Linked DNA regions of Homo sapiens: regions 2 and 3 are each linked to region 1. Evidence: read pairs that join two places in POLR2A ChIA-PET (ENCODE). Cell type or tissue: MCF 10A. All regions are shown on one strand.

Evidence for each region. Peaks named below come from ENCODE experiments on the same cell type or tissue, not always from the same donor. Only the 100,000 strongest peaks of a DNase experiment are listed, where the experiment ranks them.
Region 2: POLR2A ChIA-PET joins it to region 1 with 5 read pairs; 6 of 35 experiments call an interaction of 5 or more read pairs at or near these places.
Region 3: POLR2A ChIA-PET joins it to region 1 with 6 read pairs; 6 of 35 experiments call an interaction of 5 or more read pairs at or near these places.

What each region holds. Positions count from the first base shown.
Region 1 is chr4:86,976,280-86,980,279 of GRCh38, reverse strand. The region is part of intron 2 of AFF1 (ALF transcription elongation factor 1); the gene reads right to left. Among named protein-coding and RNA genes, the nearest start is that of AFF1, 43 kb to the right of the region's middle. In MCF 10A, no CTCF peak of the experiment used is centred here; DNase peaks (open chromatin) are centred at 2,449 and 2,969.
Region 2 is chr4:87,036,815-87,040,814 of GRCh38, reverse strand. The region is part of intron 2 of AFF1 (ALF transcription elongation factor 1); the gene reads right to left. Among named protein-coding and RNA genes, the nearest start is that of AFF1, 100 kb to the right of the region's middle. RefSeq lists enhancers at 961-1,712, 2,866-3,366, 3,367-3,867 and a silencer at 1,731-1,880. In MCF 10A, no CTCF peak of the experiment used is centred here; a DNase peak (open chromatin) is centred at 1,784.
Region 3 is chr4:87,052,828-87,056,827 of GRCh38, reverse strand. All of the region lies in intron 4 of AFF1 (ALF transcription elongation factor 1), which reads right to left. Among named protein-coding and RNA genes, the nearest start is that of AFF1, 120 kb to the right of the region's middle. In MCF 10A, no CTCF peak of the experiment used is centred here; no DNase peak of the experiment used is centred here.

The DNA.
Region 1 (4,000 bases):
TTGTAATGAATAGACTTCTGGACATTTTTTTCATATTTTGCCAGTGTATCTTAGAGTTAGATTCCTAGGGGCCAGGTGCAGTGGCTCACACCTGTAATCCCAGCACTTTAGGAGGCAGAGGCAGGTGGATCACTGGAGGCCAGGAGTTCAAGACCAGTCTGGCCAACATGGTAAAACCCCATCTCTACTAAAAACACAAGAATTAGCCGGGTGTGGTGGCACATGCCTGTAGTCCCACCTACTCGGCAGGCTGAGGCAGGAGAATCACTTGAACCCAGGAGGCAGAGGTTGCAGTGAGCTGAGGCCACGTCACTGCACTCCAGCCTGGGCAACAGAGTGAGACTCTGTCTCAAAAGAGTTAGATTCCTAGGGAGATAGATTTCTAGAAGTGAGCCTGGCTGACCAAAGGGTAAATGCAAATGTTATTTTGCTACATATTGTCAAATTCTCCTAATACAGTCATAGTATTTTGCGTTCCCACCAGCTATGTATGTAAGCACAGTATCTTCCCCCTACAACCTTTTCAATAAGACATGTTGTCAAACTTTATTTTTTGCCACTCCGATAGACAAGATATGATAGCTAAATGTAGTTTTCATTTGCATCTCTCTTTTTATGCATGACTGAGTATCTTTTCATATTAAAGGAGCATTTAAAAGTGTAGCTGTTCTGACAGGTTTGATATTTTAAAATAAGAACTTTCAAATAAAATTTTCACAAAGATAAAAAGGACTATTGAAATCCTCCTTAAAAATCTGAGTAATTTAAAAACTCTCCCACCCCCACATAGGTTTTATTCGTATCAGTTCATCTAATCAACACCTATTTATTGAGGATTTTGCTACAGCAGGAGCTTCCCAGTGTGTTAAGAGAAGCAGGGGCAGGCTGGGCAGTGGCTCATCCCTGTAATCCCAGCACTTTGGGAGGCCGAGGCGGGAGGATCACCTGAGGTCAAGGAGTTCGAGACCAGCCTGGTGAACATGGCAAAACCCCGTCTCTACTAAAATTACAAAATTCAGCCGGGCTTCGTGGCACATGCCTGTAATCCCAGCTACTCGGGAGGCTGAGGCAGGAGAATGACTTGAACTCAAGAGGCGGAGGTTGCAGTGAGTCGAGATCACGCCACTGCACTCCAGCCTGGGCGACAGAGCAAGATTCTGTCTCAAAAAAATAAAAAGAGAGGCAGAGGCAAAGGAGACGGTATTCAGTGATTCCAGTGGTTTGAAGACCACTGGAGTTGAGAGTACATGAGGCAAACTTTCAATGGGGAACACTTCATTGGACCACTAGAGGAATAGTTTTCTGGGCTTTAGAGACAGTCTGAGCAAAGAGTTATACCTGGTCAAAACAGAACAAGCCTGTTTTCTATTTAAAAAGGGAAGTGGGAGATAAGGTGAGCTACAAGTGCTAGAAAATTATGGTGGGAAAAGCAGAGACAGACTAACCAAATGTTTAGAAATACTGCTGTAATAAAACCTTGTAACTAGGCACCTCCAGTAAAACATAATACGCAACACTGATTACAAAGTAAATCCAAGAAAAGGTAGCAAGAGCTCATGAAGGTCTTCTGGCTACAGACAAGGATATATCCCACCTTAAGTGGAATCATTTCTACTCAGGATTAAAATCCAAGAAACAAGCAGGCTCACTATGAAACTTTATATTATATTGGTTGCACCACTGCACTCCAGCTTGGGCAACAGAGCAAGACCCTGTCTCCAAAAGAATAAAAATTTAAAAAGAAACTACACTATGAAATTTACTAGACAGATTCTATCATAATATAAAAGTGAATGTAGGCCGGGCATGGTGGCTCACACCTATAATCCCAGCACTTTGGGAGGCCGAGGTGGGTGGATCATGAAGTCAGGAGTTCAAGACCAGCCTGACCAATATGGTGAAACCCCGTCTCTACTAAAAATACAAAAATCAGCTGGGCATGGTGGCACGCGTCTGTAGTCCCAGCTCTTCGGGAGGCTGAGGCAGGAGAATCGCTTGAACCCAGGAGGTGGAGGTTGCAGTGAGCCGAGGTTGTGCCACTGCACTCCAGCCTAGCTGACAGAGCGAGACTCCATCTCAAAAAAAAAAAAAAAAAAAAAAAAGTGAATGTAATGAGAAGTAAGAGAAGTAAGCTACCATCAATGAGACATCATTTTAAAAAAATTCTAACATTCTTTGATTGAAATAATTATGCTTCTAAACAAAAGCCCAAATACAACTAAACCACATCATAGCTTATTTCTCATTAAACCTATCAGCAACCATTTACCATCTTCCTTCCACCCACGATTAAGTCAACACAACCCAGGGCAGAGTACACGTCTGACTCATCTATGTATCCCCTCACAGCACAGTGTGCAGTAGGCACTCGATAAATACTTGGTGTGTGAAACAAAGAAAACACTCTCCCATAGCAACGTGCCCAGACTCTTCTATGGGAGGACCTTTCTCCAGAATTATGTTAGGGCAACTCCCTGGTAAACCTTTCAAAGCAATTCAACAAACATTTATTGAGTGCCCAGTATGTGCCAGTGTTAGGTACTATTCTTGGCAATGGGATGTAAAGATGAGTAACACATAGTCCTTAACACCCTGAGGGGACCCAGTCTAGTATGAGAAACACAGACTATAAAATACAATAGGAAAACGCCACAGCAGAGATAAGACACCATGGGAACACAGGTGAAGGAACAGGTAATTATGCAGGGGGTGAGGGAAAAAGGTGAGGTTGGAGAATCCACAGAAATGCAATTCCAGCCCCCTCCTAACACACATGCTCACACTCCCTCTAAAACAATACAGAAGCCCCCCTTATCTGCAGTTTCACTTTCCATGGTTTCAGTTACCCACAGTCATCCAAGGTCTAAAAATATTAAATGGAAAATTCCACAAATAAGCAATTCATAAGTTTTAAATTGCACACAATTCTAAGTAGTGTGATGAAATTTCTCGCTGTCCTCTCCGTCCCACCTGGGACGTGAATCATCCCTTTGTCCAGTATATCTACACTACAGATACTACTCACCTGTAAGTCACTCAGTAGCTGTTTCAGTTATGAGATTGAAAATACATACTATATAGTGTATAGGGTGCAGTACTATCTGTGACTTCAGGACTCACTGGGGGTCTTAGAATGTATCTGTCTCATATGGGGGGACTACTTACTGTATTTGAAAAACAGAAACATGATCAAGTTATTCCACTGCAAATAGGCCTTCATGGATTTCCAACAGGTCAAAGATTATTTCCATGCAATAAAATGCCCACAGGCACCATCACCTGCATTTATTGGGCACTTGCTGTGTGCCAGACATTGTTCCAAGAATTTCCTAAGTATTAAGTTACTTAATCACTACAATAACCTGACAAGGTAGGTGCTATCATCATTTCAGTGTTACAGATGAGGAAACTGAGGCACAAAGAGTTACAAACCTTGCCCTAGACATCAGGTATGGGCATGTGAGACACCGAGGTAGGCACCCAGTTCTGGCTCCAGAGCCCATTTCTTTTTCTTAACTTTTACTTTAGGTTCAGGGGTACACATGCAAGTTTGTTATACAGGTAAATTGCATGTTGTGGGAGCTTGGTGCACAGATTATTTCGTCACCCAGGTAATAAGCATAGTACATGTTAGGTCATTTTTCAATCCTCCCCCTCCATCCTCTGGTAGGGCCCTGGGGTCTGTTGTTCCCTTCTTTCTGTCCATATGTACTTGATATTTAGCTTCCGCTTGTGAGAACATGTGGTATTCGGTTTTCTGTTTCTGAGTTAGTTTGCTTAGGATAATGACCTCCAGCTCCATGCACATTGATGCAAAGGACATGATCTCATTCTTTTTCATGGGTGCGTGATATGACATGGTGTATATGTACCACATTTTCTTTATCTAGTCTACCACTGGCACCTAGGTTGATTCCATGGTTGATTCCATAATGCGGAGCGCCTTTCTACACCACCCACCTCTCTGCCTCCTTACCTGCCTCTGGGCTCCTTGCAATGC
Region 2 (4,000 bases), 61 kb before region 1:
GATCGCCTGAGGTTGGGAGTTTGAGACCAGCCTGGCCAACATAGTGAAACCCTATGTCTCTACTAAAAATACAAAAAATTAGCTGGGTGTGGTGGCAGGCGCCTGTAATCCCAGCTACTACGGAGGCTGAGGCAGGAGAACTGTTTGAACCTGGAAGGCAGAGGTTGTTGCTGTGAGCCGAGATTGCGCCACTGTACTCCAGCCTGGGCAACAAGTGTCAAAGTCTGTCTCAATTAAAAAAAAAAAAAAAGGGTGAGGGGATTGACTTGCTCACAAATGGTAGACCTGAACATTCACCAATGCCTGGCAAGAAAGCTTATACTCTCAGCCACAGTTCTGCTAGCAAAGCTGTCAGGCTGCGTTAAATAAAGCAGTGAAGACAAAGAAGGTGTGCTAAAGTGTGCTAACTTATAACCACTCATATTTCTTTAGTCTCAAAAAGGTACACATCAACAATTTAGTATCATCTCCGCCAGCAGGGTCATCTCAGAGCCACAAAATTGATGTTTGGTTAAACTGATCCACACAGGCCTGTCCTTGAGGAACGACCTAACAGAGGACCCCTTTGAGAGAAGGATGGCCAATGGCATGAAGCTGCTCTTTCAGTTATAAAAACTGTGGGCCGGTCACAGTGGCTCACATCTGTAATCCCAGCACTTTGGGAGGCCGAGGTGGGAGGATCACCTGAGGTCGTCAGGGGTTTGAGACCAGCCTGGCCCACATGGCGAAACCCTGTCTCTACTAAAAATACAAAAATTAACCGGGCGTAGTGGCACGTGCTTGTAATCCCAGCTACTTGGGAGGCTGAGGCAGGAGAATCGCTAGATCTCGGCTGCAGTGAGCCGAGATCGCGCCACTGCACTTCAACCTGGGCTACAGAGCGAGACTCCATCTCAAAAATAAATAAATAAATAAATATAAAAACTGTGTTACAATTCTTGTTTCAGAGCCTCTGATGTGCCCCTGGGAAGGAGGATGCAAAGTCTGACCACTCCACAGACACCATGAGTTCTACTGGAAGTCTGCAAAAATCTATTTAAATAGGGAAATAATTCTCCTTTCAGTAGCCAAGTTCTTGCCTTCAGATCATATACTACTGTCCACCATCTTTGAGGTTCAACCTGATGTATCAAAAGATCTCTACAGAATTCATCAAGCCACCTCCTCCACATTTGTATTTTAGTTAAGTGAACTAGAAATGGGGAGAACCACAGGCTTCAGTGTCCAGTGCCTGGTGAGATCAGTCACATGTGAAAACTCACCTGCAGAACATAAACACTCAAGCCATGAAAGGGGGACTGTGCCACAGACGTTTCACTGACCGAATCCACTAACTCAGCACAAGAGCTTGAATGAAGCTTTGGAAAGCTAAAACGTGCCAGAATGCTCTCACTTTCAGAAAGGTGGTGAAAATCCTGAGGAATTCAGAGCTGCCTGTTCAGCCCCTCAATACAGTCATTTAGTCAACCCCATGCTGGGGCCTGTCAGGGCACATTTACTGACTTTTCAAATGCTTCTTGGGGGTAGGGATGGATGTGTTTAAAATATTGTGGTAAAATGTAAGAAATCACAACTCTGTAAGGATTAGTGAGAGTGATTCCTTTTTCTCTTTCCTTCACACTAAAAAAGGAAATAGCATATGTGGATGAGGAAAAGATAGTAACAGAAAGGCCCAAGTTGGGCATGAGACGTGGGGCAGTGTGTTGGCTCTGGTATCATCTGGCTGTAAGCACCTTCTCCCAGGCTGGAGCCCATGGGCCCTGCTGCTAAACTAGGTTAGTCATGCGGGATTGCTGAATGCCATTCGGTGCTTCCATGGCAACTCACGGCCCACAGGGCTGGCTGTGCACAGCTGACTACCCATTTATCACCCTTGACTGGTCACTTCACATAGGCCTTCCTCTGATACATGTCACCAACTCTCTAGAATTCGAGTTTAAATTTTTAACTCTCTCTTGGATGACAGAGTGTGATTTCTCCTATATATTTATCTTCATAAGGATGGAGACATCTGGCAGGAAGGAAAGGGAAAATCCTAAAATCAACAGTGTACATTAACTCTGGAAAGGATTAAGTCTTATTACTGTTTAGAAGCACTATGCCATTCTGATTTGAATGTACAAAGGATAGAGCAACAAATAAACACAAAAGTTCGGCAATCCCAGCTTAGAGGATGGTGAGATAGAGATCTGTCACAAACAGGGAGGCAAAAAGACAGGATGCTAGGGTTCTTCCACACCATGTAAGTGACTTTTTCATTTTAAAAGCCACATCTCAACTTTCTAAGTCCATCTTTTGGCCTTTTGTTTCCACATTCCCCTATTCCTACCATCTAACATGCGGGAAACATTTTTCACACATTGGCTTTATGAAAAAGCATCAACATACCTCCAAGCACAATACTAGTTTGACTTCCAAATACAATTTAAACATGAGAAATCAAAGTGACTCCATGTCTGAAGGCAGGATAAAATGTTGCTTCAAAGAAGGGAGATTTTTTTCGTCTCTCCATCCATGTGAAAGAATTTGTAAGAGACTTTCTCATAATAAAAATCACTCAGCTAAATCGTCCCAGGGTTTTCACTCTCAATAACTAACATGAATAACATTCTTAAAATTTATAAAGAAAGTAATCAGAGACTTAATCCTAAAACAAAGTCTTACAATCTGATTTCATATTAAAAATATCAGCCAACTACAATGACAAAACAGCACGATGTCAGTTGTTTTCCTGGAAGAGCCCCCAGGGGATTATCTCAATGCATTAGCACTCTCTGCTACTCACTTCTGTTTGCCACAGAAGGCTCAGTCTTATTATAATTTATTATAGTATTTATTTTTAAAGTTTTATGTGACCCCATTTTGCAAAATTAAATCAACCTTGAAAACACTGCCCACATAACTTCTTGCCATTCTCTAGGAGGGTGATACATGACAGTGAAATTTACATTCTTGGTACCCATCATAAACACTCTCCAGGACTCAGAGCCAGTAAGATATTTTGCATATCTTAAATGCATCCTGCAAGTTTTAAATTGAGAACGACTCTACACTTGGGCAAACGTGACTAAAAAGTCACATCAATTCTAAGGAGAGACATGTTAATTTACCTTTCAAAATGAACTTGCCAGGTACTTCTGTATGCCTATTAATATGTAGCAAAGGTCTGAAAGGATACATTTCACAAAAACCTACCAAGCAGGGCCGAGAGCAGTGGTTCATGCCTGTAATCTCAGCACTTTGGGAGGCCGAGGCGGGCAGATCACTTGAGGTCAGGAGTTCAAGACTAGCCTGGCGAACATGGTGAAACCCCATCTCCACTAAAAATACAAAACATTGGCCGGGTGTGGTGGTGTGTGCCTGTAATCCCAGCTACTCAGAAGGCTGACTCAGGAGAACTGCTTGAACCCAGGAGGTGGAGGTTGCAGTGAGCTGAGAACGCGCCACTGCACTCCAGCCTGGGTGACAGAGCAAGACTCCATCTCAAAACAAAAACAACCTACCACCAAGCAGCATGGGATTAGGGTGCAGAATGTTAAGTGGTGATGTGGTTTGGGGAGCATTTTGTTAACGTTGTTTTTAAATTCTTTTCACAATGAGAAAGCATCTATTATTTGTATAAAAGTTCTGATTAAAAACTAAAAGAGCCTCATATACTATAGCAACATCAGACTGGGGATAAAGAAATACTGGAGTGTTAATCATTTTTGCAGTAACTCTCATTAGAAGCTCTGAAAACTGATTTTGGGTTCTGAACTCAGTCTTAGACTGTTAGCAAGTAATTTTAGATCCATCTGCGTAAAGCAGAATCTCAAATTAGCTGGGCATGGTGGCACACTCCTGTAGTCCCAACTACTTGGGAAGCTGAGATGGGAGGATCACTTGAGCCTGAGAGGCAGAGGTTACAGCGAGCCCAGGTCACACCCTGCACTCCAGCCTCAGCGATGGAGCAAGAAGCCGTCTCAAAAAAAGGGGGGATGGGGGAGGGGAGAGAGAGAAA
Region 3 (4,000 bases), 77 kb before region 1:
ACAAGGGGACTATGCCAGCAATGTATTATGAAGAGTTCCGTATTACCTTGCTCATACTGATTACACTTTGGATTTTTATGCTATGTCATAATAAATTTACTGTGCCTGTGTCTTTCTTTCCTATTAGCTCCCTTTATATCTAATGGGTGTTCAAATATTTGTTGACAGAATGTAAAAATATGAATCCTTCTATGACAAAGAAACAAAGTTATTTTTAAAAAACATTTTGTAAGAATGTTCAGATTATTTAATAGGAAAAAATTTTTTCACAAGTTCCCATGTTCTCGAGCATGAAAAAATGTTGGAAGTAACATACATTCTAATTATACCATAGAATTCTATTTTAAATTTTTCTAAAATGCAACAGCAAATACTTGCTTCGGGGTATTTTAAAAATTGAGCTCTAAGGAAAAAGGGAATCTATAATATAGTGTGGGGTTGTTAAGAATACCTCGAAGAAATATACATAACATAGAATGCCTTCCTTTCTTAATTCATGCACTTCAATTCAAAGCTCCACATTCCTGTCCAATATGAGTTTTCAGAGTTCTATTATTTGTAAATTGGAATAAAAAACCTAAGGTGATTTATCTAAAGGACAGAGCTAGAAATAGGACCTCTAATTACTTAAATACTGAGGCCTCTAGATTAAAACATTAAACCTCAAAACCCTTCAGCCAAAGGGATTAAGAAGATTAGAATGGGCTTGACAAATTACCACGGGGTTAGGAAAAAAAAAATGCAGAGAGAAAGTAGGCCAAATTTAAATAGGGAATGAAATGAAGTTCAAGAGAAAACTAATAGTTTGTGTGGACCCTAGACCTCTGTGGGAAAAACCATCAATAGAGTTATTTCAACAATTAAAGAAAGGAACAAAATCAATGTAAAAATAGCTGCTTATAGAGTTCTTGGGAAATGTGAACATGCAAAGTTAACCTTGGAAAATAATGTCAAATTGCTGTTGGCAACTGGAGAGAAGAAATACAAGACCAAAAAATAAATTATTATGTTAACATGAACCAGGATCCTCTCTTAGGAGGAACTGTTTAAATATCTCATGAGTGTTGGTCACCCCCACCAAAACAGCCAAAATCAAACCACTAACTCAGTCATCAACAAGATTCCCCTTGGAATATCTGGGTTTCTGTCCCTGAAGATTATCAGTTGGCTCAAAATAAAACACAGTTAATCTAGAGAAGAGCTAAAATGACCCGGGTGGCTATGTGAGAGCCTGGGAGAGCACATGCAGTCTGGGAAGATTCAAAAGAGTTGAATGTCTATATCTTGGCAAAGGCACAACTGGAGAGACTCAGGGGGATCCAATAACCATCCACAAACATCTCAAGTGTGAAAACAAGGAGGAACAGGAATTTCTCATCCTGGTACCAAATGTACTTCTGGCATTTCCGAGAAGGAATAGAAAGTGAAATGCACAAAGTAAAAACAACTCCAATTAATACCACCCAAAAAGTTCTTCCAGTTTCAATTTTATGCTTTCCTCTTGGGCTACTATAAGCAATTCTATTCTTTGCATTAATTTTTAGCAATTTAAGAGCTTTTCAAAAATATTGTGTCTATATTACTTAAAAAGTTTCCTTCAGAGTTTAAAGTGTTTCTTCATAAGATTGCCAGGTTCAGCCTGGGCAACACCCCAAGACCTTGTCTCTACAAAAAATAAAAATAAATCAGCCAAGCATGCTGCCATGTGCCTGCAGTCCTAGCTACTCAGGATGGAAAAGTGGGCACTGCTTGGACCCAGGAGTTCAAGGCTGAAGTGAGCTGTGATCGTGCTACTGCATTCCAGCCCGGGTGAGAGAGAGAAACTCTAAAGATTGCCAGGTTCCAGAAATTGCCTCTACTCAGCCAATAATGATTTTTTTCCTAAATTCTCCAGTTTGTAAATACTGGCTAAAAGTGTGGGGGGCGGTAGGGAGAAAGAAAGAAAACAAGCCCTACAGGCCAAACAAAATAATTTGTCTGCAGGCCCAACCTAGCCCTCAGGCTGCTGGTTTACAGCTTCTGCTCTAAAAAACCTGCCTGTCACTATTTTAAAACTTCTATATTTAGATCTTTTCAGGTTTAAAATTTGGCCTCTGAAGTGCAGGTGACTTATTCTTCATGCTTTCTTACAAGCGGTTTGGAAGTCGTCTGCTCCAGGCACCACCCATGGCAGCAGGGAATTCTGCACACAGATAACTTTACTCTGCTATCAATTTCCTAACACATTTAGGTCATGTAGGTCTGCCCAGGCTCACTGAGGTCGAGCTTACGGAATCTAGAGTTACCATAATAAAACATTTTTAGAAAACGGAACCTGAAAAGCTAGATAAGATTGTGTCATAATCTTCTACCTTATGTTGGGGGCAGAACAATGAAAAACATGAGCTACGGAGGAAAAGAGGAGGAGAGTCTTGGGGATCCCACTCCTGTGCTTCTCCCAAGGCTACTCTGACGTCCTACTCAGGAATGAAAGCCCCATCCATCAGTTCAGTGTGATCCTTGTGCCCGAGACCCACATGTCGGGGGGCTTCTTGAGCCACTGGGAGGGGCCCCTGTAGCTCCCTGTGGCCCATAAGCTTTTCCGGAACAGTTGTCATTTCCAGGCTACAGAACAAACTCAGCCCCCCTAGGGGAGGGCCTGGGAATTTTTATTTTTAACAATTTGTATTTTTATCAGGCTTCCCAGGTGATTCTGATGTGCTGCCAAGTTTCAGAATAAATGAAAAATTCCCTTTGATCTATGGTACTGGGCTTATATCCTGGGAAGAATTCTCTAATGGTCTCTGCACATGGTGTGGCATAAGCCAGTGGCACATGCTATTCCTTCTTCCTGGAATACTGACACTGCTTAAGCCCCAACACCCCTCACTTGGGCCACTCCTACTCACCTTCAGCTCTCATTCAAATAGTACTTCCTCAGAGAAGCCTTCCTCAGCTCCTTAGTTCTAAGTCACAATCCCCTCTTATAGCTCTTAGAATAGCTTGTAGTTTCCCTTATAGCACTTGTCAAAGCTTCTTATACATGGATCTGAGTGATTACTTGACTAATGTCAGTTTCTAATAGGACAGTTAAGATCCAAGAGGACTGGAACCATCTGGTTTTGCCCACCATTTTAACCTCTCATCCCCAGCACCAGGCCTGGCACACAACAGGGGTTCAAGATATTTTGGTTAAAATTGCTGAATACATGATGTGTTTGTGAGAGTAAGCTGCTTAAATGTGTTTTGAGTGGTGCAGGAGCAGGATGTGCACCATCGGCATATCCAGAAGTAAACCGCCTGAAGGTTTAGATCATCTCATAATAGGGAAGTCCCTCTTCTTGAGGTTTAAATTAAATATGGAAGTAGGAAAGAATGTTTGTATATGTGAATGCAAAGTGAATCACTATCACACAGTTTTCCACTGTGGGTTAATTCATGCAGTTGTTAGGCTGGTAGTTTATTGAAAATAGGAGGCTCAATTTAAGAGCTGCAATGAATCAAAGTGGTCCAACAATGAATGTACACTTGGGTCTTGGAAATTAAATGCAAGCATCTGGCAACAAAACGTTCCTAACATGATGTGACAAGAGGCCACAAGGAAAAGAGCAATTGCTTTGCAGAAATCAGTCACAATCAGGACTCAAAGCCAGACTGATCTGGAGGAGGAATTAAGACCATATAAGGATTCTTAGGTACACATGCTCGGTCCCAAGGTTTTAAATACCTACTAAATAAACACAAATCCCAAATTATTTTCAGTTCTGACATTTTCCCAGAGTTAGACTCCTGTTTATGACTGCCACTTGTCATCTCTACCTGGATACATTACAGCATCTCAAACCGAACACATGATCTTAATACATGACCCAACTAGAGTTCTTAGTTTTCCAGGTCATTTCCCTCTCGGTAGCTAGTATCATCCCACCATCCTTGCCTTTCAAATAAAAAGTCTACCAGCCTTGTTTGATGCCTCGCCTCCCCTCACCTCAGGCCACTCCTATCTCCTGTCAATCACAGA